2 separate regions of the Mus musculus genome follow, and region 1 is linked to region 2. A link is a loop called in an ENCODE intact Hi-C map of the cell type or tissue named here. Cell type or tissue: heart. All regions are shown on one strand.

Region 1 (4,000 bases), 130 kb after region 2:
TGGGAAATGTAGTTCTGTGTTTTTGAAGCAACACAAAAGATGCCAGGGATTAGATCTAAGGGGAGGCTGACAAATGATGCATACTCCCTGGCAAAGAAATCATCTGGCCAGACATAGAAGCTCAGGTCTGTAACTGAAGTGCTTAGGAGACAGAGACAAGAGGATTGCTATGACTTCCAGACCACCCTGGGATACATAGTGAGTTTGAGGCCAATCTGTGCTACAGTGTGAGGATGCTGTTTCAAAAAACAAAGCAAAGCAAAACAAAACAAAACATGCACAAACCTTCTGTAGTTCCCCTTACCTATCAACTCAGAACTCTTCAGTCTCTCTCCATGCAGTGGCTGGCTTGCCTGTGTTTGTCCCAGCATATTAATGCTGACTTTGAATGATAATTGGGCTGCTGCTTCTGGCCCCCACCCACTTCTGTACATGTTATTATTCAATGTCTTCTGTCCAGAAGTCATGCTTTTACAGTCTGTCATATGAAGCCATCACCTTCATGCAGCCTTTCTGACCACCACTTCCAACTCAGAACACAAACACACACAAACACACACCCCCACCCCCACAGGGATCCTCTTTTCCCTTTCCCAACACTTCCTGCACGCAAGCCTTGCCTTGTTTCTCTCCGTCTCCTGGTTATTAATGGGCTTGTCTCAGCTCCCCATTAGACCGCAGGCTTCCTAAAAGCCTTGTTCAAATGAAGCCTCTGCAGCGCCCTGCACCTGGGAAGGGCTCACTGCATTTTAGTTTAATGAATGAACAAGTAAGACGGCAGCACACATCAGCAGGTTGCAAGGCCCAGTCAATACAGGTGAATTAATTTTGACTTTGGCAATGCATGCCTGCGGGGGGGCAGGGGGGGGCGGGGAGGGGGACAAGCCCCGGGAGAAGAGAGGTAGGAAGTCAGCCCGGGCAGGGAGCAGAGGTCCACCTTCTGCCTTGTTATTACTTCGGCTTATTGTTCCAGATTTTTTTTTTCCTTTAGAGAGAAAAGAATCCGCCCATGTTTTCATGTTTTTCTCATTGAAATACACCCACAGGCTTTGGAACACACCCACTGGCAAAGAGCAGGGAGGGGAGGGAGGCCCGTTCGTTTCTTCCCCATGGTTTGGGGAGGCAGCTGGTGGTCTAGGGATCCAAGGGCAGTGGCAGGAATAACAGAGTGAAGTACCTCCTTTTGAAACTGCACCCGGTTAGGTCCTAGGGTGTTACATGTGCTTGAACTCACACCTATGAGAAGCTCTGTACCTGCTTCATTACGGGCTGAAAGGCCCCAGGGAGTTGCAGAGGGTCAGAAGGACTGCAGTGTGCAGTGTGATTGCTAATCCAAATAGTCCATCCATCCATCCATCTATCCATCTATCCATCCATCCATCCATCCATCCATTCATCTATTTGCTCAAGTACACATCCATCTAATAAGAGTAAATTGGGATGGTTCATTTGATAAAAGCCTTTGATGCCAGTCCTGAGGACCCAGGTTTGATCCCAGGGACCAATACAGTGGGAGGATCTAGTGTAAGCCTTGGATTTAACATGAAAGTTTATGAAGGTTAAATGACCTGCTCAGATTCTCAGTCAGTTACCAGCCTTGGTAAAAGTTAAACTTACTCTTCTAACTCCTAGATTCTAATGCTCTCAGAAGGTTTCAGGCACTGTTAAGACACACCCAAACCAGTCCTTCCTGGGGTCCCTGAAGTGGGTAGACGAAGGTCCAACAGGCTCCACCCAAGCTTGAGCACTGTGCCTCTACCCGCTGTGCAGCGCAGGCGGGCAGCTCTGGACTTGGAGCCATTTCAGATTGCCTTCCCAGCCCTGTGTTTATAAAGCTGCACTCATCAGCCTGGGGTGTGGACAGCGGTGACCTGTGCTGTCTAAACAAACCGCAACTCCTGGCTGCTAGCCTGGCTGGCTTGCCAGGGTGCGCGTGACATCCTCTGGCCCATGAGGCTGGGAACTTCAGTGCCCCGAGTGAGTGATGTCAAGGTGTGCACATTCCCCAGGATGGTGCTATCAACTGCCTTTGCCTTTCTTCGTGTTTTACTCACCCCTCTTAATTGCTTAAAGGAACAAAGAGGAACATGTCTGCACAGCACAGCCATAAAGCTCTTGCCTGGGAGAAACCAGGGGAAGGAGGCACACTCTGGTGAAAAGGAGGGATGAGCAGACTCTACCTTCTAAATAATGCAACTTCGGTTTACTATTCTAGATGTATATTAAAAAAAAAGATTCAGACTAAAGTCTGTCATTTTAAACAGCTTTTCAAGTGACACAGAAATTATACTATTTTTAGGTCAAACACCTAGCAGAAGTTGACATTTTTAAGGTTCACTTACATGTGGAAACATCTAGAGGGAAAGTGTGAGCTCTCTCTCTCTCTCTCTCTCTCTCTCTCTCTCTCTCTCTCTCCTCCAGAAACAATAAACAGGATGGTAAGTCGTGGTGTATTTGTGTGAGTCTTCACCCTTTTGTACTTGCATGTTCAATGCTGGCTGTTGAAAATCTTCAGGAGAGCTTCAACATGGCAGATGTCACCTGAAGGCCACCCTTTGGAAATGCTGTTCCTGCAAATAAGCTTAGGTCATTAGACCAGCGCTGCCTTTGTTCCCTAAGTACGGTGTCTTCTTCCCTCCGCACAGAGCGCGCTATATATAAAGCCAGAGCCATTCAGTGTCACACAAGGACTATATAAAGCCTGCTGAGAGATGAGAGATGTCCTTAACTCTTTCCTCTCGGGCTCTTGTTGCGGCTTCACCCACTCGAATGTGCAGAAGTTCTGCTCTGGGGCCAGTAAGGGTGTAGATGGGGTGGTGGGTGAGAAAAGGGGGTGTGTGTGAATGAAGCAGCAAGCTGATATTTGTACCCTCCCCCATGTTCAGGGGTGACAGGAGAGAAGAACATGCCAGCAAGGAGCTGGGGCATTCTTTACTAGCCTCTCCAGTGGTGACTGGTACTGGAAACCTCTGTGGTAGTGCTTCCTGGAGTGTCATTTGTCAACTGTATTTCATTGTCCAATGATGTTGGTGGGAATTCACCCTAGGTCTCTCTGACCATGCGAGGCAAGCACTCTTGGATCCCCACCTTTCTTTTTACCATTCTATAAAAATTCTTTTTAATTTTGCTTATGCATGTGGGGGGGGGCAGGAGGCATTTACACATGAAGACAATTACCCAGAATCCAGGAGAGGATATTGGAACCCCTAGAACTAGAGTTACAGGTAGTTGAATGCTGGGAATTGAACCTGGGTCCTCTGGAAGAGTAGCAAGCACCTTAACCACTAAGCCATCTCTCCAGCCCCTCTTTTTATATTTGATTGTGGGACAGTGCCACACTAAGTTGTGTGTGCTGGCTTGACCTCCCTCTGTAGGATCGTATCTACCCACTCAGAGCTCACATCTTTAGGAAGGCTGCCCTGACATAAGACCGTGGTGGGTCCCGCTGGAACTGTCCCATCTCAAAACCAGTTCTGCTTTGTAGAACACAGCCATAGTGGCTGACAAGCAGAGGATATGTCAGGATGTGTGGTGCAGGAATCAGCCATAATGTGCCCTGGATTATTAGACAGTTGAGGTTGGACCAGAGTGAAGCCAAGGCTCCTTGCCCACATGCTGAAACCACCCTGCTCTTCCCATTTGGTCTGTGGGACCTGATGGCTCTATAGAAGGCCGGACAGATTCTCCCTGAAACTCAATTAGCTGGGTCCTGAGACTCATGCCAGGTGAGATGAGAGTCAAGGAGCCAAGTGCACTGAGGACTCTCAGGTGACCTGTGCCCTGTCCCTCCACCCCCACTTCATGGTGAAGACTGAACGATAATACAGAAGCTCGCCCTCCAGCCTCAGGAGAACCTTCAGATGGCTGCTGCATGCCTTGACACGGTGACTGGACCCTCAGCAACCATCCTGGCTCAGAGACTACAGAGACAAGCCACCCACGGACACCTGACTGCAGATGCTGCAGCATGAGTGGCACATGCTACGCTGTAATCATTTTG
Region 2 (4,000 bases):
CAACCCTAACACAGGCCTCAGGAGCAACCAGTGGCCCTTAGAAATGCCACCCTGGTTTCCTCAAGGATTCACTGTTCAGACAACTAGCCAGGCAGGGTCAGGGAATCAAATGTGCCAACCTCTGGGCTGAGTCCACCGCTACAGCTAGGAAGGCCCTTTGTTAGGCCCTAATGTTCTAGGAATCAGATGAAGAGTGTAAATGCAAGTGTGTTTGCTTAGGAGTCTCTTGGGACACTCTGGATCTGGTCTAGAGGGGGGGGTCTCCCCAAATTAGGCGTTGGTTGGCCACCATCAGAGGAACTTGGTCAGTGTTGATGGCCAATGGGATTCTCTCTCTCTCTCTCTCTCTCTCTCTCTCTCTCTCTCTCTCTCTCTCTCTCTCCCCTCCCTCCCTCCCTCCCTCCCTCCCTCTCCCCAGAGTTGGTCTTCCTGCTGAGCCCTAGGTGGTAGGTCTGGGAAAATCCAAATAAGCTGGCACAGGAAGTCCTGTCCACCTCCATGGTAGCCCAACAGAGCTTATCCCTGGGCACTTGGCCTAAGGATGGACCTCCTTAACAGATCCCCAACATGTCCCTCAAGAGGGGACATGTATATTTTGTGGGGTAGCAGTTTTTATGCCCTTCCCGGATATTTCTGAAGGTTCCCATTCCGGGCTGACTGACGCTCAATTCCGTGTGTCCTCAATCCGTATCCGTGTGGTATGGCCCCATTTATTTTTTTTCAGGGAGCAAGTATCACTAGCCAGCACCCACACAGGCTGGGCTCCCCATGATTAGACAAATGGAGAAGTCCACTCCGAGAAGATCCTGACAGCATAAAATATAATTTGTGATCTAAAAGACAGTTTCCAGTATAATCTCATTATGCACCACAGACTCCCGGTGTTATTTTGTGGAAGGCGGACAATGATCAATTTACATTGACCCGGGGCTGGGCGAGCTTTTAGATGGTAATTGCCATATTGATTTGCATGCAAAAAGGAGACCTGCTAAAATTAAAGACCGGAAGCTAAATTAAACTAAATTTATTGTCTAGGTGCAAACCAGGGGAACTATTGGGGGGGAGGGAGGTGAGTCAGGTTAGGTTGCTAGGGGCAGAACAGGTAAGAGGCTAGCTGAGCTTGGGGGGCAATTTACAACTTTCCCGGATAGCTTTGCCTTGATTTCAAAATGTGGGAAAGGGGTCGAGTTTAGGAGAAAGTTATAAAAAGGTACAGTTGCAGTGAAGGCCCTGGGTCTTTTAATGCCAACGGTAACTATAAGGGAGAGGGGAGGTTTATAGGGTTACGGGGGTCTTCCTGCACCCTTCTCGGCACTCCCAACCCGAATTTCTATTGTTTTGATTCTACGGGGCCTTCGCTATGGTGCCAGGGACATCAAAATCTAAAGAGAGAAAGGAAGCGTGGAGGTGGGGGGAACCCTTCTCTGTTCCCGCCTTGCTCCTTCCCCTCCCCCCTCTACAGCGAGAGACCTTGTGGTGGAGGTGAAGGTGTTAGAGGCTAAGTATCCCCTCCACCTTGGAGAGGCCTGGTGGGTCCCCACGGATGGGACTGTGGGCAGTTGTCTCATCACGATGGAAGCTAAGGTCACAGGCTCAGCTGGATGGCAATTGCCTGGGAAGCCGCAGACTCCAGGTGGCCGATGTCGAAGTAGAGGAGGATGGGTGGATTGGACTGGAGTGGGAGAGAGTGTCTGTTGGAGCTTCGGGCCTGCCTAGTGCCAGGGTCAGGGGGTCGCTGCTAGAAATTCTGGCATGCTAGGCCAGTTCCAAGCCAGGCCAGGCAGGAGCTGGAAACTCATCTGGCTAGCCAAGGCTGGAAAGTTTTAAAAAGAGAAAGAAAGCCACTTGCTGGAGGTCTGGCTGGGAGCCAGGTCAGCTGTACAGCATGGCCACTCGGAGTGGGGGTGGGGTGAACGGAGGGAGTGTGCGCTCCTTCTGTCCACCTGGACCCTCTCCCTCGTGATGGCTCTGCCAGGTCTATTTCAGAGGTCCTGGTTGAGCTGCAGAGGCTGGCAGGGGTGACCAGATGTGTGGTGCCTGATCCAGGCCTCACTAGGCAAAGGTGAAGATTAGTAAATCTTTGATTTGAGAGCTCCTAAAGGAAATGAAAGCCTGGGCTAGGCCTAGAGATGAGGAGGAAGTGGGGAGAGGATCTTTAGGCCATATCCTGGTTGGGGAAAGGAAAGTCTTCCAGCTTGCCTCGGTGGTTGGCTTTTGGTAGGGATGTTGGGGTGCCCAAAGGGGCCTGATTTAGAAGTCACTTTGCTGATCTTCCATCTGGTCCCTAGGGTTTCTCTTCCATCTGGTCCCTAGGGTTTCCTCTTGGAGCGTTAGGAGATGTAGACAGATGTAGGATTCCCTTCCAGAGGCCCTTTGCTTGATCTAGATAATGGATTGCATGATGTGACAAGTCTAGGGTGGCCATCTCAATCATAGGACCAGTCCAGAAGTCAGCATTTCCCCTGAGAACAGAGAGTCCAGGCCACCTACTACTTACTGATGTTTGGCCCTCCAAGCAGGGCATCTCATTGTGAGAGATTTGTAGTATGTAGTGGGAGATTGTGAAATCTCCATTTCAGTGACCTTAGAGATTGCAGTGATGTTTAGGGGAAAGTGGGCTCTGGCTTCCTACTGGATGAATTACCTAAGTTTCATGTGCTGGCTCTTGCAGTTGACACACAAAGCCTTAAGATGTCTTCTGCACTTACCTGAGGTGAAGACAATATGTGAAAGTGGGGATTTCAAGTGACACAATTAGGCCAATAATTGGCTCCTCTCCTGCAACTCCAGGACTGAGTTTGACCATGGCCCATTTTTACTAGCTGTGTGACCTTGGGGGCAAGTTATTTATGGCCTCTGAGCCTCTGTATGTTTCTTCATTTGTATGACTGGGAATAATTATCTACCTTTAGGATCAAAGACACTGTTTGGCACATAGTAGGCCCAGAGGGTTAATAATTGCCCTGAATGACTGGTCATGTTTCTATAAGTTGCTCCTTAGCTCTGCAGTGTCCCAGGGACCAAGGATGCATGCAGGTTAGCTGCCCCCTCCAGGGACATTCCTCTGGTTGGGCCTATAGGGGCTCCTCTCTTTGTTTAGAGTTCTTTGCCTTATGCCTTTAAGGGATTCCATATGCAACGACTTGGATCCCCCCCCCCCCTTAAGTGGGATCATTATATAGGTCAGAATTGATTCCAGAACTGGTATCTAGGTGCCATTTGGCACGTTTTCCAGTCATTATTTCAGAGGAGGGGACAGGGCTGCTGGAGAGGACCTAGCTGGAAGAGGTGCAGGAATGGCTGCTACAGCAGCCAGAGGTGCTGTGGCGTGATAGGGATTAGGTCCGGATGTTATGAAGGCTCACTGTGGTTTTCAATAAAGTCAGCCAGAGACTGCTTCTTTTATATCGATATGTATTTAAAAGAAATTACTAGCACGAGAAGAAAACCAGACCTGTATGGATCCAGGCCGGTAGTAAGCTACTGTGATCAGGTTCCCTCTTCGACTCCCAGAGGGGAAGTCAGCTTTTGATTGAAGCTACACTTGGTTCTTGACTCTCAGGGGATGCCTGCTCTGAAACAGGAGCTCCCCCCCTTCTTTCCCTAAAAGCCTTTGTGCTGAAAGAGCTTCAGTAGGCATGAATCTCTGGTCCCTCTGAAGAAAGCCTTGCGGCCTTTGCTGACGTTGGTTTGTGAACAGTGGAGCAGTGGATTTTACCAGGCCAGCACCCCCCCCCACACCTCCACCCCACCCCCTGATTTAGCTCACTAGTTAGAGGTAGTATATGGGCAGGGTGCTCCTGACTGGTGGTGGCTGCAGCGTGGAGCCCAGCTGCCTGGAATCTGAAGGCTCTGTAACCTTTGAAGGGGGCCCCCTCATGAGGGGGCAGAGGTGCGGAGCTCGAGGACCCAGGGTTGTTTTGGAGGGTCTGTTTGTTTTCTCCAGTCTCCGAGAGGCTGAGGGTGGAGACGGACGGACGGGCAAGAGTGTGTTCCAGCT

Evidence for each region. Hi-C counts contacts between places; a loop is a spot of excess contacts. Peaks named below come from ENCODE experiments on the same cell type or tissue, not always from the same donor. Only the 100,000 strongest peaks of a DNase experiment are listed, where the experiment ranks them.
Region 1: it touches region 2 in a loop (2.2-fold over the local background); 1 of 42 quality-filtered maps calls a loop at or near these places.

Annotation. Positions count from the first base shown.
Region 1 is chrX:11,941,429-11,945,428 of GRCm38, reverse strand. No RefSeq gene overlaps it. Among named protein-coding and RNA genes, the nearest start is that of Gm52427, 48 kb to the right of the region's middle. In heart, no CTCF peak of the experiment used is centred here; a DNase peak (open chromatin) is centred at 1,878; H3K27ac peaks cover 236 bases; H3K27me3 peaks cover 1,469 bases.
Region 2 is chrX:12,070,791-12,074,790 of GRCm38, reverse strand. The region is part of intron 1 of Bcor (BCL6 interacting corepressor); the gene reads left to right. Among named protein-coding and RNA genes, the nearest start is that of Bcor, 7.8 kb to the left of the region's middle. In heart, no CTCF peak of the experiment used is centred here; a DNase peak (open chromatin) is centred at 1,800; H3K27me3 peaks cover 3,128 bases.